Linked DNA regions of Homo sapiens: regions 2 and 3 are each linked to region 1. Evidence: chromatin contacts called from ENCODE Hi-C or POLR2A ChIA-PET data. All regions are on one chromosome and are shown on one strand. The core of a region is the stretch at or near the end of the contact, and the rest is flanking DNA. Distances in the headings are between cores, read along the strand shown. Region 1 holds the start of LINC01254 (long intergenic non-protein coding RNA 1254). Region 2 overlaps APCDD1 (APC down-regulated 1). Region 3 has its middle 36 kb from the start of LINC01254.

Region 1 (3,159 bases), core at 493-2,992:
CTCCCTTTTCATCTCCCCCCACCGCCACCAAGGTAATAAAAAATTCAGTGTCAAGCTAAGCAGCTGAAGCAATTGTTGAGACGGGAACTGCAAATCACAAGTCAGGCTCTGTCTCGATTCTGATTATATTTCTCATGATAGTTTAAGATCTGAAACCTACTTTTTCCTTAGTTATCAATATACAGAAGCAAAGTAACTTTTGGGTCCCCAAATCTGCACAGTAACATAGGGAATGGGATATATTTCTGTTGGGGAAGCATTCTTTATTTTTAAATGTCAAAGGAATTGGGTATTCAGCAGGACACCTAAGGAATAGAATGCTGGGTGTTAAGATCCGAAGGCAAAAACACTGTCCTTATGATTGTGCCTTCAGAACATATTTTCCACTTCTCGGTTAAATAGACATTTACGTCATACGCCTGCATTTGAAAGCTAAGTTCCTGTGTGGGGCCAGGAGAGCACCAACATGCAGATTTCACATTCCTACAAGTTTGCAAATAAATAATTGTGCCTGTGTTGAGAGTGTCAGGTGCAGTGAAGTCTGGGGAGAAGGGGCCATAGTGTTCTATATATTCATTCATTCTTCAAAAAAGAGTGATTGTGTTCATGCCCCCAGTACAGTCCTATACACGAAGGATACAACAGAGGCCTGCTTTCCTGGGAGAGACAAGAACAGATGAATACAGAAAAGAGCGTGCAGTGTCAGTGCAAGGCGAGGACTGAGAACCGGGCGATGCGGCTGCACAGCTGGGTCAGTGTGGATGATCGGGAAGGGGCTGTCTGATGGGCTGGCCCCTATGCTGAGATTTTTCTTTCTTTTTATTTTCATTTAAGATGGAGTCTTGCTCTGTCACCCAGGCTAGAGTGCAGTGGCATGATCTTGGCTCACTGCAACCTCCGCCTCCCAGGTTCAAATGATTCTCCTGCCTCAGCTTCCCAAGTAACTGGGATTACAGACGCCTGCCACCATGCCCAGCTAATTTCTACATTTTCAGTAGAGATGGGATTTCACCGTGTTAGCCAGGCTGGTCTCGGACTCCTGACCTCAAGAGATCCACCTGCCTCATCCTCCCAAAGTGCTGGGATTACAGGTGTGAGCCACTGTGCCCGGCCCTGAGATTTGAAAAGCAAAGAGAGCAGCTACACGATGATCAGGGAAGATGAGTTGGATGCCAAAAATCCCTTGCCCTATTCGTGTTGGTTAAATCAGGGAACAAGACTTGCAGGGCAAGGAGCAGCGAGTTAAGGCTCTATGATGAGGGAATGCTGGCAACTTGAAGGAAAAGCAAGGTCACCTGTGAGCTTCAAAGTGGCATGGAGACGAGGCAGGGCCACAGGTGGAGGGCTGAGCCTCGGGGTGAGGAGTTTGAATTCTATGAGGGATGTGAGGAAGCCTTTACAGGGCAAGCAAGGGAAGGGCATGATACACTAAATGTTAAGTGAATGCCTCCGGCTGCCAGGTGGAGGAAGGATTACAGAGAAGCTGGGGAGAACCAGGGAGAGCTGCTAGACTCCACGTGGTGGGCGTGGTGGGCGAGTACCAGCAGAAGCCGCCTGGACAGCAACCGGAAGTGCGGTGGCTCTGGTGGGCGTGGTGGGCGAGTACCAGCAGAAGCCGCCTGGACAGCAACCGGAAGTGCGGTGGCTCTGGTGGGCGTGGTGGCTGAGTACCAGCAGAAGCCGCGTGGACAGCAACCGGAAGTGCCGTGGCTCTGGACTCTGGGCTGTCGTAGCCAAACACGCCTTCTTGGCCGAGTGGTGGCATTCTGCCTGCCCCCTGTGGGCATCATTGAGATTCTGCTCCCCAGCTTCCGCAGTGCTCCGTTTTGTGATGGAAAGTCAGCATCCCTTGCCTTAGGAGAAACCCAGGTATCTGGTGATGGAAGAACTTTTGAGGGAAGCTTGAGACTGGCCAGTCCACACTCTGCTTAACCAAGGGAAGGGCACCACTTCTACCACCAGGAGATACCTGCTGTGGGACACAGTGCTGCTCCAGCCATGCAGAAGCTCACACAGGCCTGCAGCAGTTATTCATCCGTGCACAGCTGCCACTGGCCAGCAGAGCCTGTGACGGGGCCTTCACAGGTAATTCCCAAGATCAAAACAGCCTCTTGTACTTAAAATAATTGCTTTGCCACCATTTCCAAGATGCTGCAGAGTGCTTCTGAATTCTGTTCATTTCAAAGAACCCACTTCCTCTATTTGAAAAACGGGTATTTTAATGTCTGCCAGGCCACAATTCCATGAGGCATGATGGTGTGCAGAATGTTCTGGAGATTTCCATAAGAAAGATCTCTAAGGGCCAGAACTGACTAAAGTCATGTAGGCCACCTCTAAAAGAGGCAAGGCTCAAAGATAAATACTAGCATCAAAAGAGAGGTCCTTTGGTGTGATATGCCCCATGTCATTCAGCTTTGTTGTGGCCAGTCATCGTTGGTGGCAGCTGACTGGTGGCAGAATCACACCCACTGTGTGATTCTCTGCAGAAGGCTGGTGATTTGAGGATGGACAGGAAGTTCTGAACTCAGGAATACCATGCATTTTCACAAGCGTTTTCACTTTGCCTTAAGATTTGTAGAAGAGTTAAGTTGGGATCCCATCATCAGCAAAACCTAACACCACCATCCTGAGATAAGCTAAGAAAAGCTAAGAAAAAGATAAGCTGAGAAAAGCTAAGGAAAGATTTGTCAACCTTTCTTCTAGATCAGAACAGCAAACGTGATGCAGGATTTCCTGAGGTTGGGACCGGACCGAAACGTTTTCCATCTTCTATTTTTGTTTACTCAGCTTCAACTGCCACCTTTTATGCTATCCTGGGGGCAAGGGGGCACCCATGTGAATGAGAGATACTGGATTTGGCCAAGATCATTAGGCAAGGGTGCCGTTCCCACACAGTAATGCCTTGCAGGCACAAGGATGGAAAATTATGCCAGGAATGCGATACCGCCAAGCCTGAACACAGAGAGGACACGACGTTGGCACAGGCCTGTTGGGTCTTGACTTCAGCCTGCAGAGGAGCTGGAGGAGGCTGGCAGACTCTGCTCACAAATGGGAAGGCCCAGCTGCCAATGGCTTTTCCTCTCTGCCCATGTAACACTTTTTGTGGGGAATGTGTGGACACAGCTTGAGGCTTTGTATCCACCCTGTCAGTTGGTGAGA
Region 2 (3,159 bases), core at 192-2,691, 62 kb before region 1:
AATGAGCTGTTTCTGCAATAGAAGTGTCTATCAGCAGCCTTGTAGCCCAGTGATTGTGACACTGCACACCTCGGCCCAGATAAAAGGTCCACAAAAGCAACCCCTTCAGGGTCAAGACCCCCTCAACCTATCCCAATTGCCAGCTCTGTTTTTTCATAGAATTGTGCAACATTTGCTGCCTTATAGGAAACACCTGGCTCCAGGGAGCAGTCACAGTTTTCTTCTAGGGTTCTCCTTCCTGTAAGACTAGTTCTTGAAACTGTCTTAGGTCATGACTTCTTGAACTTCTGGTTGTCCACCACCTCGTCCATCTCCCATCACCTCTGCAAATCCACACTAGCAGAAAGAAAAGTGGTATGGAATTCTTCCACAAGCACCTGGCTCCTTCTATACCCCAGAGACGCAGCCGCCCACCCACCCAGGAGCCACACCAAGCACATGCTCAGGAGACGTCCCTCCATGCTGGCTCCTGCAGCTAGGCTGAAAAGTCCAGGCTCCAAGACCACCTGACTCAACATCCCCATGGTGTCACTGACATCAGGAAGCTGCACAGGTCACACATCCTCTAAAAAGCCTCTGAGAGGCAAGCTACCTCAAAAACATATGCTGGCTCCAGCCTAGCGGCTCCTAAAGAATTTGAGAGAGAAAGCACAGCATGCTCTTTTTCTGCAGTTCTCAGGTACTCCCAAAGCCCGGTGCTTTTCTCCCTCCCGTGTGTAGCTCCCCTGCTGTACATGTGCTGGGATCGAGTATTTCAGATGCACAGCCTGGGGAAGGCTGTCTGGTTTTCAGACAGCCCCTTTGATTTACGATCCTGTGGTTAAATCAGTGCAGGATTTTGGAGAAAGACCAATTCCATTTGCTTACGAGTCTGATCCTGAGGCTCTGGCATCTCTAACGACCTTGGCAATCATTTGCTTTTAATTACCATTTGATTCCATCCCTGAAAGAATGAGCCTGGCTTCTACCCCTCCAACTGCATAGTTCTGAAGAATCTCGGCAGAGGATTATGGCTGCTCTGACGCTAAACTTGATTCAGGCAAAGCATCTTCTTTCAGGGTTACTTTACGCTGTCTTGACTTTTTTATAATGAAGAGTAGCCAGTTCCATCCTGAATGAACCCTCCCAGCACACCTGAATCTCTTCAAACGTCACTTATTTGCCAAAGGACTCTGGACCTCACAGCAAAGCTGTATAAAGCTTAGAAAAACAAGTTGACTTAAAGTTTCTATTTTTACACGGTGTCCTGTTTCTAGAGGGGCTGAGGCTCGTGGTTTGAAACTCAATTTAGCATTTAAACTAATTTTCAGCTTGGTCTCTATGGACCAGCAATTAGGGAAGTAGAAGAGTTCAAAGGAGGAGGTTCCAGCCTCTCCTGGGCAGGCGTGTACGGTCTTTGAAGACGTTCTCCCAGCCTTTCTTCCTGTCTCCGCTGGCGGCCACAGACAGCTCGGACAACCTGCTGTGGCTGGGCCCGCGTGGGCACACAGTGCCCAGTCTTTCTGGTGCCCGGGTCTGGAAAGACACCAATGGCTGAGTCCATTTTGTTCCTTCTCAGAGCTGTCCTGGGGAAGGATCTGAAAACTTCCTGAAGACTCCGCTGCACACTGCAGGCCAAGAGGTACAAGGCGAGAGACAAGAGAAGAATGGACCCTTTCAGCTACCAGAGCCACTCGGCCTTCCACTGACCCCCCCCCCCCTCAGCCATCTTGCGAGGCAGCTAGGCTGGCTCAGGAAGCCTGGGTCCTCCTTCCAGCTGGGCTGCCACCTGCATCTGTGGCCACAGCATTCCTCTGGGTCTGGGAGTGTTTGCTTGCTTTTTTTTTTTTTTAATCTAAATTTTCTGTGATGACTGTGCTTAGGTAATAGAAGATCACAGCACAAAATGCAACAGGTACCAAAAGTGAAGTCTCTGTCCGACAATCCCAGATAGACAACTCTGTCACTTCCTCTGAGGCAGTCATTAATTTCCTCCATAAATATCTGATTCCTTTGCAAAGAGTCCCTCTTCTTCTCCTTTCATTATTAGTTTTATGCAGATGGTATCATATTATTCACGCTATTTTATAACTTCCTTTTTTCCTACTTAACAATATGTCTCGTGTAGTATCTAAGGTCCTAAAGCTCTTTCCACCTTAATTTTCTGTCATCAAGGAATCAGGCCTGGGATTTAAAGAGTCTATTTCTTAAGAATCTGGGTAAATGTTCCCACAACTGCCTTAGCAGAGCAGGGAGGAGAAAATGGGAGGAAGTGTTTTATGGCTAGGCATCATGAAACACTTTGATGTTCCCTGGTCAGTCGACATTGTCATTTTCATTCCTCTCTGAGCCATTGGCCCAGAAGGGCGACTTACTCTAGGTTAAGAGAGATGGAGCTTTGCATTCAGGCCCTATCCTGATGCCCACAGGATTCTGCACATTAACCCTATTGATTCTTATATTTTTGCCATTTTACAGAAAAGGAAAATGAAGTCTCCAGTAGGTCAGATAACTACCAATGCCACACGGCTGATGACAGCAGAACTGGCTTCCAGGATTGGCTACCGTTTCTGAAGTCCACATACTTGCCAATTTGTCCAAAAGGTGTTAAATTCTAAAAAGGTCAGCTTTACAATTGCTGTCTTTAATTGCCATGCCAATATTTAATAATTTTCACTTGTGGGGCATTTTCCCTCCAGGAGCCACAGACAGGTCTGCAGAGGGACATTGACGGGAATGAAGTGTCCCCTCCTGGAGTACCCCTGGGCGCCAGCCTTAACAATGCTGACTGGGCTTTCAGACTCCATCTGCGGAGCCACACCCAGGAGTGCAACGGGGTAGAGAGGCAGGTAAGAAAATAAACGTGATGATGGTTAATTTTTCCCCCAGTACTAAAAAGAGCAGAAGAGATCAGAGCCCGTGCAGGCGCATGAAGGTGAGGAAAAGGAACCAGAACCTGAGTGGGTGCAAAGGACTAGTCCAAGGTCGGGTTCGGAGCCCACAGCCCGGCCCACGCCCGCCCAGCAAGTTCCCCAGCCGCACCTGCCTCCTCACTCAGACCTCGCACTCAAGGCTCCCCGTGCTTTTTGGTGTTTTGAGGCTCTTTGGTGTCTCTGCTAGAAAGTGGGCAGGCTTTTCCTATTCAGCAGACCTTCACAAAGGCCCCGAGGGAACGGCGGG
Region 3 (3,159 bases), core at 264-2,763, 35 kb after region 1:
TGGTAACAGGTCATTTGCAATCCACAGATTATGACATCTCTATCACCCACAAACCATTGTATATGATTCTTCCATTACCATAGAGGTGAAAAATTTAAAGTCACTGCTCATTTTTAAGTCCCTATATAACGATCCCTGTGTGTGGATGTTTCTAGTGTTTAGACTGTTGGATAAATGGTTTTCTACTCTATTTACTTTTGGAGACTGGAGTTCATCTGGTGAAAATGGCCCTCATGGCTACCCTTCACCTTCCAGTGGCCGATGTGCCTATTGAATTCACAATGACCTAGCCCTATGCGTATTCTTGTGATTCTTAGAGGGACAAGTGTCAAGGTGCGTGTGTACACTATGGGAGAGTGCCACTGGGTGTTTTCCATTAAACAGTGGGCTCTGTCGTACAGTGCTCTCATGATGCACTGTTACCTTTCCCACCACATCTCTCGCCCTGTTTACCTGGAAGGTACATGACTTTGTTATCATTAGTTTCTATAGTTAAGAATTGAGACAAATGTGGACTTCAGTTTTTTTCTTTTAGTTGATTAACGTTTAAAACAACTGGGCTTAGATATTTGAGCTGAAAAAGGAAGTCAGTTTGGTTAGTCAGTGCTTGGGGTGACTGCATTCATTAGTAAGCACATATTTACATAAGTTTCAGTGGAAACACATTTGTTTGTACAAATACGGAACAGAATAGGAATATGTTTCCAGCATTCTCACTTGGCAACTCAGAAAAAGACTCATCCTGCAGACACACATACAAATCAACCCTCTTCCTCCCCTCCCCCAGCATTCAGCATGGAAAGCTGGCCGCCCTGGTTCTTTACGGCTCATTTCTAAACGTCAAATTCACCTCTTACACAGAATCTTGGAGGTCATCTGGTTGAACTGATCCCAATCAGAAGTGTCTTCCCTGGGATCCCTGACAGGTGAACTTCCTGAACAAGTTCAAAGGTGGCATCCTTCCTTCTTAGAAGATGACCATTGCTTTTCTGAACAACTGTTACAATGTTCTTTTCACGTTGATGCAAAGTCTGGGTCTTTAGAAACTCTTCCTGTCTGTTCTAATTCTATCCTCTGGCACCAAACAAAACAAAGCATTTCCCTCTTGCCCACAATAGTGCTTCAAACATTTGCAGGAAGCTCTGTCATCCATCCTTTGTTTTTTGCTTCTGGCGAGCACCTCGTTCTGTAAGCAGTCCTTTTAAGATGCAGTTTCTGCTTCTATCACTTCCCCAACCCCACTCTGGCAGCCCGGCCTTGACCTGGGACTTGGCCTGGCATAGAGGCGAGGACACCTCCTCATCTTGCAATATCCTTTTGGATTTCCTCTGACAGACTGTAAATACTCAGCCAACAATTAAATTCAGAAAGTAATTATTTTTGAATATAAATGTAATTACTAGGAAGTTATGAAAATGCATCTGATCTGCTGGATATGATGAGTCAGTAGGTTGGGGAGAGCTGTGTCTTCTGAAGTTTTATGTACTTTAGTCACTGCTCCTCCTTTTCTGCAGAGGTGAAGTCTATAACCCCAGCTGGCATTCTGCTAAGGCAGGGTTTCTCAGGCAGGAGTGGGAACAAGCCTGAAAATCTCCATCTCCCCAGAGGGGCAGAGTAGAAGTTTGGAAAAGGCTTCCAGATGACTTTGATATGCACATATCCCTTTTCTAGAATTGAGAACCACGGCCTCAAGGACCTCTCTGCGCTTTGGGGAAACAGACCTGATTTGGTCCTCCTGGGTTCCTGAAAAGAAGTCCTCTTTACAGCCCCAGGTAAACCCACTTATGCTCATTCCTCCACTTTCTCAAAATCTTAAAAAAAAAAAAAAAAAAGAAAGAAAAAGTTATCTATATACTTTTATAGCTGATTCTGGACTCTGATGTCCACACGCGAACTGTTTGTTAGGAATGCACGTCCCATATGGAGCCCAGCACCCCGGCTGTCTATGTTCCCACTCAGCAGGGACTGCTGTGTCCCCTCCTGGGATGCCCTGCCAATCTATCCTTTGATGTTTTCAGGGGACCCAAATGATGTCCAGATCCAAGTCCAGAAGGGATTACAGTCAGAGATCATTTTGAAGTTTAATGTCTTGGAACATTTTTTATTTCAAATTTGTTATTTTAAGTACACATTGTGATTTAATGACTCTTTCTGGGACTTCAGTTTGTGGTTGAGGTCTGAGAGCTGAAGAATGCATGTTTAATTTTTTTCATCCTATAACCAGTGTTTCATCTTAGACTAAAGAGATGCACATTTTAGGAATCCCACAGAATCACTGAAAAAAACATTGATGTTTATACAAATGCTTGCATGTTTGAGTGAATTTAACTAAAGGAAACAATCAGATCTGGTTCCAAAGACTTTGTGGGACCCTACTAAATCCTTAATTTCTCCCTTACTTCTGACTTCACAGGACTTTACGTGGATGTACAGTGCTGGGCTTTATTTGTGGGCACTAGGGTCTCCTCCGTTGACACTGGTCTTTGTGGCTTCAGCTTGTAGCACAGGGGACATTTTCTCATTGGAGGGAGGCTGAGCTCTGGCTGAGTTTTGACGAGCAGGTGGAATTTTCATCCTCGCTTTGGAAGTGGTGAAGAGAACTGGCTGAAGCTGGATGGATAAGGAGACAGAGAGTATGATGACAGAACTTTGAGAGTCCAAAACCATACCCTTCCCCAGGAAGAAAGGGCAGAGGGCAGATCGCCTGTTCAGATTCCACAAAGTGTCTACTCAGGCAAGGCTACAGTTTCACTTGAAGAAATGTCTCTGAACACCAGAAAGGTAAAGAAGTATTGGCCACACAGGACAGAATTGTCTAAAAGCCTCTCTTTTCTTGGCTGTGCTCAGTTTCTGGAGAGCAAGCCCACATATTATTCATCTCTGGATCAACAGTATAGAGCATGCCAACCACTACATGCACAATAAAAGTACATTAAATTTTAATGAACAAAAAAGTGAATGATTGAATGCTTAGGGCGGGTTAGAGAACACACAAGGGTAGTTCCCGCGGACTTCTCAGTCACACCAGCAAAGTATGTATATATAAAACAATATGCACATGAATTCCCAGTCACATGTGCAGAATTCCTAGAACCAATGATTTCTAGTCCCACTACTGGGCATGAATATACAAAAAAGTGGCAATATTCCCCACATGGA

The links. Hi-C counts contacts between places; a loop is a spot of excess contacts on that map. ChIA-PET counts read pairs that join two places held with the same protein, here RNA polymerase II (POLR2A). Pooled maps may share reads with other maps.
Region 2: a map of Panc1 shows a loop between it and region 1 (5-fold over the local background). The contact joins the enhancer-like site here to the promoter of LINC01254 in region 1. A Hi-C loop is called at or near these places in 1 of 168 maps with a recorded cell type or tissue (Panc1) and 1 of 50 pooled maps. POLR2A ChIA-PET finds 5 or more read pairs at or near these places in 1 of 52 experiments (A673).
Region 3: a map of ascending aorta shows a loop between it and region 1 (2.1-fold over the local background). The contact joins the enhancer-like site here to the promoter of LINC01254 in region 1. A Hi-C loop is called at or near these places in 2 of 168 maps with a recorded cell type or tissue (CD14-positive monocyte and ascending aorta) and 1 of 50 pooled maps. POLR2A ChIA-PET finds 5 or more read pairs at or near these places in 3 of 52 experiments (Caco-2, MCF 10A and activated CD4-positive, alpha-beta T cell).

What each region holds. Positions count from the first base shown.
Region 1 is chr18:10,412,953-10,416,111 of GRCh38, reverse strand. It overlaps LINC01254 (long intergenic non-protein coding RNA 1254), which reads left to right and starts at 1,742. Exons shown (of 3, transcript NR_110775.1): 1 at 1,742-3,159. The region is part of intron 1 of LOC105371988 (a long non-coding RNA gene); the gene reads right to left. RefSeq lists an enhancer at 1,192-2,391.
Region 2 is chr18:10,474,335-10,477,493 of GRCh38, reverse strand. The region is part of intron 3 of APCDD1 (APC down-regulated 1); the gene reads right to left. Among named protein-coding and RNA genes, the nearest start is that of APCDD1, 21 kb to the right of the region's middle. Within about 2 kb of position 1,441, at least 6 of the 41 ENCODE cell types and tissues checked have a DNase peak (open chromatin) inside an H3K27ac peak, as active enhancers do; they include A673, where a contact is called at or near this core.
Region 3 is chr18:10,377,230-10,380,388 of GRCh38, reverse strand. No RefSeq gene overlaps it. Among named protein-coding and RNA genes, the nearest start is that of LINC01254, 36 kb to the left of the region's middle. Within about 2 kb of position 1,513, at least 2 of the 41 ENCODE cell types and tissues checked have a DNase peak (open chromatin) inside an H3K27ac peak, as active enhancers do; they include CD14-positive monocyte, where a contact is called at or near this core.